2 separate regions of the Mus musculus genome follow, and region 1 is linked to region 2. The links are chromatin loops, found by intact Hi-C in ENCODE. Cell type or tissue: heart. All regions are shown on one strand. Links, peaks and the distances in the headings refer to the core of each region. The heading gives the core; the rest is flanking DNA.

What was found. A loop is a pair of places that touch in the nucleus more often than their neighbours do. Peaks named below come from ENCODE experiments on the same cell type or tissue, not always from the same donor. Only the 100,000 strongest peaks of a DNase experiment are listed, where the experiment ranks them.
Region 1: it touches region 2 in a loop (1.9-fold over the local background); 2 of 42 quality-filtered maps call a loop at or near these places.

What each region holds. Positions count from the first base shown.
Region 1 is chr10:95,189,736-95,195,130 of GRCm38, forward strand. All of the region lies in intron 2 of Cradd (CASP2 and RIPK1 domain containing adaptor with death domain), which reads right to left. Among named protein-coding and RNA genes, the nearest start is that of Gm29684, 47 kb to the left of the region's middle. In heart, for the core only: no CTCF peak of the experiment used is centred there; DNase peaks (open chromatin) are centred at 1,726, 2,356 and 4,466; H3K27ac peaks cover 1,253 bases.
Region 2 is chr10:95,396,262-95,400,261 of GRCm38, forward strand. It overlaps a transcript of Socs2 not described here. Among named protein-coding and RNA genes, the nearest start is that of Gm33230, 16 kb to the right of the region's middle. In heart, for the core only: a CTCF peak has its summit at 2,459; DNase peaks (open chromatin) are centred at 330, 2,460 and 3,620; H3K4me3 peaks cover 920 bases; H3K27ac peaks cover 439 bases; H3K27me3 peaks cover 281 bases.

The DNA of each region.
Region 1 (5,395 bases), core at 846-4,845, 210 kb before region 2:
TGATGACATATTGTGTAGGTTGCGCGTTGTGTTCACAGTACAATGGGAAAAAAGTTGAAATTAAAGAGGACTATATACCAAGTTGGCAGGGTCGTGGAGTGGCTGAACTCTTGCCCGCTGCTGGGGGATCATCAAATGGGAAAGTTACTCTAAAGACAGCCTGACGGGTTTCTTTAACAAGTTAAATATATGCCAGGCCTTTGTTCCTCCAACTGCACTTCTAAGCATTTACCACAGAGAAAAGTCATCTTTGCTCAGGCAGTCACATGCATGCGGGTGCTTCTCGGCAGCTCCATCCATAACTGCCACAACATAATTTACGATTCTCTCAACGTGCAAGCGGGTAAACAGCGTGTGGGATATCGGTACGGTGGAATATTGCTGTCTAGTCAAATGAATGAAATACTATACATACTTCAACCTGAATGAGTCTCACAATAATTACGCTGAATGAAAGAAGCCAGAAAGGAGGAGGGGAGGAGGGGAAGTACAGAACGCATTTAGGTGAATGCCGGAAATGAAAATCACCAATGACAACAGAGAGCAAACCCATGTTTTCCCGGGCCCAGGGAAATGGGAAGGAATTATAAAGGGCCATGAGAAAAGTTTCAAGATGGTAGCTCTATCATTATCCTGACTGTGGAGATGGTGTACGTGTGTGGCAAAGCCTGCCAATCCACTCTCGTGTTTCGAGACAGGGCCTCATAGAGTCTCAGCTGACCTCGGCCCTGCTTTGTAGCTGAGGCCAACTCTGAACTCTGGCTCCTCTTGTGATGAGTTATAGGTATGTGCACCGTCTCCAGCATCGCGTATCAAACTTTACATGGTGTGTTTCGTGCCAAGTCCTCTTCAAAGAAGCTGGCCTTGTTTCCTTGAAAGCGTTCAGACACTTATCGCTTCCGCCTTGTCCCCAACCCTGTATTGTGTTGGAGCCTCTTTCCCAGACTCTCCCATGATGCTCCACCCTGGCTCCATCACAGTCTTCATTGCTGAGTGTAATTCCCATCCAGCTGATTTTGTAGATTGTGCTAGCACAACTTCCAATGCCCTTCTGTTTCTGATTTGATGGGCTGGGAATCTGCCCTGGCTTAATCTTGGCCTTCCCTGCCAGCCACACCTAACAGAGAGAGCTGTGAGGGCTGAGGAGCCTCAGAGCCAGCACTGTGGCCGATAGAAGGGGCTGACACATTAAAACTATTCTGTCCAGTGACCACCTCTGCTGGGTTCTCGCAAGTGGCTGGGTAAAGGCTGTGTGCCCTGCCGTACAGTCTCAACCCTTTCATCCATGGGATTGCTCAAAATCAAATACTATAGAACCTTCGTTTTTGCACAGTTCTAAAATATCCCTCTTGAATGGGTAAATAAGGTATGGGATTCAAAGCAGCAGAAACATAGCCAGAGGCTTCTGGAAGCAAAGGGTATAGTTGTGAAAATATAAAAGGTATTAAACCTTTAGAACAACCATAAATCAAGTGAGAACCCTGATTCTGGATACCCCTCGGAGGAGCATTTCCAGAGGCTGCAGCACTTTCAAATAATATCATGTGCTCTGGCTTCAGCCTTGGCCACTTTTCCCTTAGAACAACAAAAAGAACCATGCCAGCTATTAAAGGCGGTCTTGTTACATAACGCAGTTAATCACACATACGCTTCCCTGTGGGATCTAACCCAAGTTTCACAGTGGTCTATTTTATTTAGCATTGATAGTTTTATTCGTTTCCTATTACAGAGATCTTTCCACCAAATTGACTGTTGCCTCATCCTTGGCGTAAGGAAGACGACTCTGAATTAAGGACGGGAGGCACAGGTGGTCCTTGGGTACAAAGTATGTAGCTGAAACGCTTCATGGGAGGCAGGTGTCCTGCAAGCCTCTAAGTACAACAGGTCCTGCTGATGAAGGTTGTGCCTTTAACCTGGGCATCTTGCAGGCAGAAATAAGATGAAAGGAGAGTTCTGTAACTTCTTGTCAGGTTCCAAGGCTGCTTGGCATGCTTACTCATTCCCAACAGCCCAGGCTCTTATTAATTGGAAACAAACAAACAAACAAACAAACAAGACCATGAAGGAGGCGGGCAGGAGAAAGCAGAGGGAACTTAGTACTGATATGCCCAACTCGGTACTGATAAGCCACCGCTTCCTCCTCCTCCTCTTCTTCTCCTCCTCCTTTCCTCCTCTTCCTCCTCCTCCTCTGTGGTTGGGATCCCTGGCATCCTAGCACTGGTCATTCTGTCTGGTACTGTGGCCTTTTCTGCTCCCAGGATGGGGTTGAGAAAGAGCTGTGTGAAACAGGTCCTTATGGCCCAGCACTGTCTCCTCTTATCCTAGGCTAGCCAGCCCCACATGTCCCTCCTAGCTACTGGGTAGATAACGGAAGGAAAGCAAGATGAAGTAATTTCCTTCATGCCTGTATGACTAATAAAGCAACTGCTGTGCTCCAGGCTTAGGAACATTTCCTAGTACAGTGCCTTCGGGTTCCAGAGAGGTCTGACACAAGCGTGTTCTCTGTTTGTATCATTTGAAAACAAGGATTGGAGGAGACAAGGAAATACTTGTGCCTTCCGAGTCACTACCACAAGATGGGTAGCATCGACTCAAAAAAAGGAGGTTGTAGTATTAGGGGACACTGAATGACATGTCCCAAACACTAACTAGTAAGTGTCTGAGACTGAGACTGATTTAAATCCAGTTCTGTCTGGCTGAAGGTCTGGGTTCTTTCAGATAGCCTGCTAAGATGCTGATGAGGTGAATGTAGTCAACAAATCCCAAGAGAGAGAGAGAGAGGGAAGGGGAGAGAGAGGGAGAAAGAGGGAGGGGGAGGGAGGGAGAAAGAGGGAGAGGGAGAGGGGGGGAGAGGGGGAGAGGGAGAGGGGGGAGAGGGGGAGAGGGAGAGGGGGGAGAGGGGGAGAGGGAGGGAGAGTGAGAGAGAGTGAGAGAATGAGAATATGACCAGGAAGTCATTTCAGACTAGTCTGACTGCAATTCTCTAATTGTGAAGCTTCTCGGACACTCCCACTGAGCCATCAACCTGAATCCTCTGGGCAGAACATTATGTGACCTGGAGGGACAAGATGATCCTTATATACTTCCTTAATTCATGCAGCTATAGATTCCTCCAGAGAAACAGGATTCTATAGGTCCTGTGAGACTGGGCAGGGGTAGCTACACTTTCACAGATGACAACAGAAACCTGAATTTTTTTTTTTCAGGATTGATTTAGGATAAGCCCCTTGTGAAGGCATGCCTGGTAATATCTGTTTGGAGAGGCAATGTGACCAGTGACTGACCAAGAGAGGAGTGGGTCTAAAGAGACACTATAATGCTCCATACCCTCTTCCCAGCATGCTCCACTCGTTCCATAGCATCTTCTATCCTCTACCGGTCAGTGGCATTCCCCGTCTGCATAAGATGTGGACCCAGCCAACACAACCTCTGTTTGGTAAACAAATACTCTACTTCTAGAGTGACTGCTTTTAGGAAGACCATTCGCCAGGGGCTGGATCTTGGATTTAGCTATTACATCATCCAAACCATCATCCTTCGGTGTTGATGTCACACCGATGGCCCCTGGCTTCTGAGGTTCCCTCACCTGATAATGAAGCAGAATGAGATCTATTCAGTAGAAAGTATATTTCAGATTTAGGGTTTGGACCTTTTCTTGGTATCTGTCGTATGTTTTTCTCTTGAGAGGCTGGGCAGCGGCTGTAGGCTGCAGCTCCTGGCCAGCTAGCTACCGGCCATACTACCCAACCCCAGAGATACCCAACCCTCTTATTGTGCTTCTGAGCTACAGTGCTCAATAGGGTAGGTACATTGAAATGCATTTGTGACCTAGGATATTTTCAGGTTAGATTGGCTTTGCCAAGATGTAACCCCACTGTGAGTTGGGAAGCATGGTCAGATCCACAGAGATCAGTTAACAGAAACTCTGAAAAGTACAAACTTCAAAGTAGTGCATTTAATTTCCTGCTCCAACAGCATGGTACTTGAAGAAGGTAAAAAGGAAGAGGAGGAGGAGGATGAAGAGGAGGAGAAGGGAGAAACAAAATGGAAAATCCCGTCATATTCTTTTAGTGTGTTTCCTGGCAATATTTCTGTGTAGACGTCCCAAGGAGCACAGAAGCAGCTTGTATGGTTAGGAGATTAACACGCTATCAGACTTAGGAAATTACAGAGATGGAGAACAACAGCCGATCTACATTTGTCCCATCTGCTTTTGGTTTCATGTTCTGCACAATCAATCGCTGGAAGCATGAGAAAGGGGCGTGTCCTGACTGCAGCCCAGAGGTGAAGTGGGGGTGAGCGTGGGGGGAGGAAGGGCTGGGGGCTGGGGGACGAGAGTGAATATGGCCATGGACTCCAGGGAGGGTTTCCAGGAAACAGCGATGCCGAGTATCACAAACACAACCAAGCACGCACACAATTGAGCCAGTGTTTTGGAACACGGTGAAAAGCAACTTTCCACTCAGTGGGGGAAATGCCACCTATTTCATGACTGTGTCAGCTTGGGTCACAGTGTCCTCCACAGTTTTGCTGTGACTACAGTCGTTCTCAAGCTGCTCTGACTGTGGGCGCTCCAGTGCGGTGCTTGACAACGGCCCCGAGCCTGCTGCTGCCTTTTTCCAACGTGAGCTCTTGGAGTGAGTCTATTCTGAAAGCTCTTCTTCTCCGACCTCCAACTACTCCCTACTGCCCACCCCACCTCCATGAGCCCCTTGGAGTCTTCCTCTACTCTTGGCTCAGTCATTATGGCCACTTCTGCATGAGCCATAGCCTTACAAGGGAAGAGCCCTCATTTCTAAAAGGATAGGGAGAGCCCAGAGCAGCAATGGATTCACACTCCAAACAAACAAACAAAGCCTGAGCTGCAGAGGGATTAATAGGAGCCAACACTCTTTGGCTGAAATAATTCAGTGGCAGATAATTCTTTGAAGAAGAAGAAGAAAAAAAAGTGGTTTGTATCTCCACTGATCCAAGCAATTAAATGCATTAGCAGAAGCAATTAAAAAAGTTATTATTGTCTGTCTGTGGGTAAGGAGTGCGAGAGGATGGCATGAGTTACTGGCTGACTGCATACTTTTTTGGTATCCTTTTTAAAGTGGAAAACAGATAAAGGTCCCCAGGATCCCAGAAATTCATAGCAACAATGTGAGCCTAGTCATACAAGTCCCTTTCGTAGCATAAATCACCACCCTCATTAGTTGACTGTCAGCAGGAGATGACATCCCTGCATCATAAATCGGACTGTCATTTCTGAGCAATGACTCACAAGTTTGAAAGAGGATTTGATTCTACATCCATGCCTGCTCCTGAACAACATATTTCTCTCCTTCTTCTTGCTCCCCTCTCCTTCCTTGTCCCATATGCTTGTGTGCCTGTATGTGTGTGCATGCAAGTG
Region 2 (4,000 bases), core at 1-4,000:
AACCCCTGGACTAAAGTCTTTATGGATGTTAAGAAAGAAAAAAGAAAAAAATTAAAAGAGGTGGTAGACGTTGTAACAATTAAAACATCTTTGTTTCACTTTTCGACTTTTAAACAGAATCTTGAAAGGAGCTGTAAAAATGAAAGCCCCGCAGGCTGGGTGTGCAGGCTCTGGGCAAAGCAGGAAAGGGAGATTCGGAGTTAAAGCCAAGTGTCCAGTCTAAGTGTCCTTCCTAGCTTGACATCATCTGCCCCACCCTTGCAACCCAAGTTACATTTGGTATTATTAACTTGAATGCATTGTCACTGTAATTCACGTTGATGGAAAAGGCAGATAAAGGCATGAAAATATTAAAGGCGTTGGCGCTTAGAAGCCTCATTTCCCACTAATTGCAGAAACAATTTCTGTCTGAATTTCTAAGCAAGTAAGTCCCCAGGTGCTTCCTGACCGTTGAGAGGACCATTCTATTTCAGGACATCATTTCGCCTCCCTCACTCTTCCAATGTGCCCCTCCTGTATTACTGGACACTGGTTTGAAATCAGAGGCTTTTATTAGCAGGTTCCTCAGCCCTGTTGATTTGTCTCCTCTATCTGAAAGCACAATTTTGGACCTAGAATGGGAAGTTTCTTTTTGTTTTAACTGGTTTGGTTTGAGTTTTGCTGTTTGTTTTTCTTTGTTTTCCTCTTGGATGCCACCCAGACACCCCCCCCCCCATCCCAATGTGACTGTCTTTGAGTTTTGAGAGTGAGGGAGTTTGCTTTTAAAATAGCCATTTTTTTCAGTCAAGTGGTTATTTGAGGAATTATGACAACTGTCAACACTCTACACAACCCCCACCCTCAAGGTTGACTATAATCTAAAAGGCTATGGGGGAGGGGGCAGTGCTACTAGGATTGCCGATAATGCAATTTAATAGCAGCTTGAATCCCAAGTTCTAAAACTTGACTCATCCATTGGAACCTGGTTTCATCTGTAATGTTTCTACCTAGAAAACTCAAGTGAGGAGCTAAATGGACCGTTTGGTGCAGGTGGAACGCTTTGAGCCACTAAACTCACAAGCAAGCCAAATATCCCTTTGGGGGCAAGATCTAGATATAGTGTATAGCCACCCTCAGGCAAAGCTAATCCCCTTGCTGGATCACCTTTCAGTGGCAGGAAATTAATTTTGTGGTTCCTAGAACCGGGCTCCCATCTGGTGTCGGGAGGCTGGTACAAAGAAAGGCAGGGGGAGGAGAAACTTTTGCTATGGTTGTGTTTAGTCAGTGTTTCTGAAGTGAATTAATTGGTGACAACACTCTTACACATGAAACAAACCCCTTCCCAATCCCACCCTAGAGTTTCTCAAAGCAGCTAGTTTTCCAGAGCCACATGCCACAGCCGTTGATGTCCCTGGAGACTGGGATGAGTTTGTCACGGCTGGCTTCTTGCTAGTTTCTAAAGGCCCTGGCAGAGAATTGCACACTCCAGAGACCTCTGTTTGGGACTTGAAATTTAACTTTAAAGACACTTAATTAGCAACTTAACACAAGCTGATTTGCTCTCGGTAACAAATGTGTCATTTAAATATTAACTGTTTTCAAGAAAGCCTGGTAAAGGCTGGAGATGTGAAAGATAATAACTTATTTATGTCTGAAATATTGCTAGGACTACCCGCCTTTGAAAACCTTCTAACATGTCCCATGTGAGTACCCCGTCACCAAAAAAGTTCCAGGGGCAGGGATTTACTCCGTGTGTTTGTGCCCATAAACACACAGAACATTCATAAGCCCAGAGGCTTTAATACACTGTTGTTTGTGAGGGCAGAGACAACCTAACCGTCCACTGATGGGGACCAAGCCTGTCAACAAGTGTGTTCATGGGCTGGAATATGTAAAGAGCTGGGATCTGAGTAAGGACATGAAAAGCTATCCAGACCCCAAACAGCAAACCTGAGAAGCAAATTAAAGAGCAGAATGTATGTACGCATGATACTGCTTGTGTGTGCTTTTTAAAAAGTGATTAAAATTAGATGCTTCTATGACATTAGAACATTCTGAAATAGTTTTTTACAAATAGATAAGAGGTCCTAGGGGATGGAGTGGGGAAGGAGGTAGGCAGTCCCGTCCCTCCGTCATAGTGACTTGCTGAACTAGCTAGATATTTTTTTTAACCCCGAGTAGGTTGCTGTCAGAATAACTGAGAAACTAGCTAATAGAAGATTATATTTACTTTGGATTAACAGAAACAAGAGAGGTGCTTTGTTTGCAGACAGTGGCAGCCAGGTTCCCAACTCTGTTTGTAGGAGGTAAACGGTGGGGGCAGAGGGGTGGGTGTAGAAGAAGGTGTTAACCCATTCACTGTAGAGGAAAGCGGCGCCGTGCGCTCAGCGCAATGCGCATTTGGTGACATCTCCTCTGTAGCTGTGGCCTGACATAAGGACCCCACCCCACCCCCTGAGACCCGCAGGGCGCCTGGACGCCAGGAGGAGCTGCCACTCCCAGATGGCTGCAGAAAAAGAACGTCTTCTGCGTCAGCCGTCAGCCGGTGGCACCTCAGCCCTTCCCTCTGCTCAGCCAGGGCGAGCCCCAGACAGCGTAGCCCCCCCTCCTCCCCGCAGAAAGAATGGAGACCGGAGAGGAGATCTCTCTCTCTCTCTCTCTCTCTCTCTCTCTCTCTCTCTCTCTCTCTCTCTCTCTCTCTCTCTCTCACACACACACACACACACACAGCTTTCTCCCTGATTGATCCCTCTCCCTATCCAGTTCCTCGAAATAGCCAAAGCTGGCCCTAGTCCTCACCATGTTTGTAAATCAAGGTCGAATTGCTTCCAGGTTCTACTTGAGTTTTTGTGGGTGCTTTAACCAGACCAAGTTTTCGGTCCTAAGGCCTCATTAACCTACTAATTAAATGGCAAGTCTTTCAGAAGATCTGTAGCTTTTTTTTTTTTTTTTAAAGTTCTTCCAAATCTAAAATATTTACTCCTGGGCTCCCTAGCTGAAGTGTATCTCACGAAGCTGCTTTTTTGTTTTCAATAGTCATTTTGTTCCAAGAGGCTTCAGTGTACTGCCAACAAGTAAAGACTTGCTATCCACCCGCTGGCCTTAGAGAGAAGCCAGGGAGTTTAAAGAAAAAGTAATGCGTGTATCACCAGGTTCCCTCTGTCTGTCTCTGTCTGTCTGTCTGTCTGTCTGTCTGTCTGTCTCTCTCTCTCTCTACCTCTCTCTCTGTTTCATTCCTTTATAATAGCGTCTTAACTCGCATCCAAGATACTTAGGACATAAATGAAGAAAAAGACTGTGATTTGCTCGCCTGAACTGGGAGGCTAACTTTCAACAACAGTCTGTTTCTCCCAACCCGGCTCTTCTTGAAAAAAAACAAAACAAAACAACAACAACAAAAAACAGAATAGAACAGCAAACAGCAATCAGACCTTCAAGACTAACCTGAGTCCTCCCTCTCAGCCAGACTAAGAAATGTTATTAGAAACTTGAGGAAAAGGTACCCCGTTTTTCCTAAGTTGTGGGACTAATCTGGTGTCAGTAGCTAAAGCTGTTATTTTCCTTATTGGAAGAAGTCCAGATACTCAGTTATTTTTGAAGAAAGGCCGTCTAAACAATCCAGGCCGTTGTCCGCCTCTCGGCTTTGGCACTCCCAGGACATGCTGGGAACAGCCCTCGAGACTGAAGTTCCTTTATGTTTTCAGCCACTTGAGAAAAAGTTCTGCCACAAAGTTCTAATGACATGAAGTCCTACAAATCAGCTTGGAAACGTCTAAATGTGTTTTTCCTAGAAAAAAGTGCCAGACATCGATTTTATCTGGCAACCATCAAAATATATCAGACCGCAAAACTATACATTCCTGGACCTCACATGAAGCACGGTGAGGGACCTCAGTGAGCCAATCCCAGAGCTCAGCTACAGTGGCATCTGCAGTTCACAGCCCAGGCAGCCGAGCTGACACTAACCTCTGCTGAGACCCAGGCTCACGACAGCAAAAGAAAACCAAACCAAAGTTTAAAA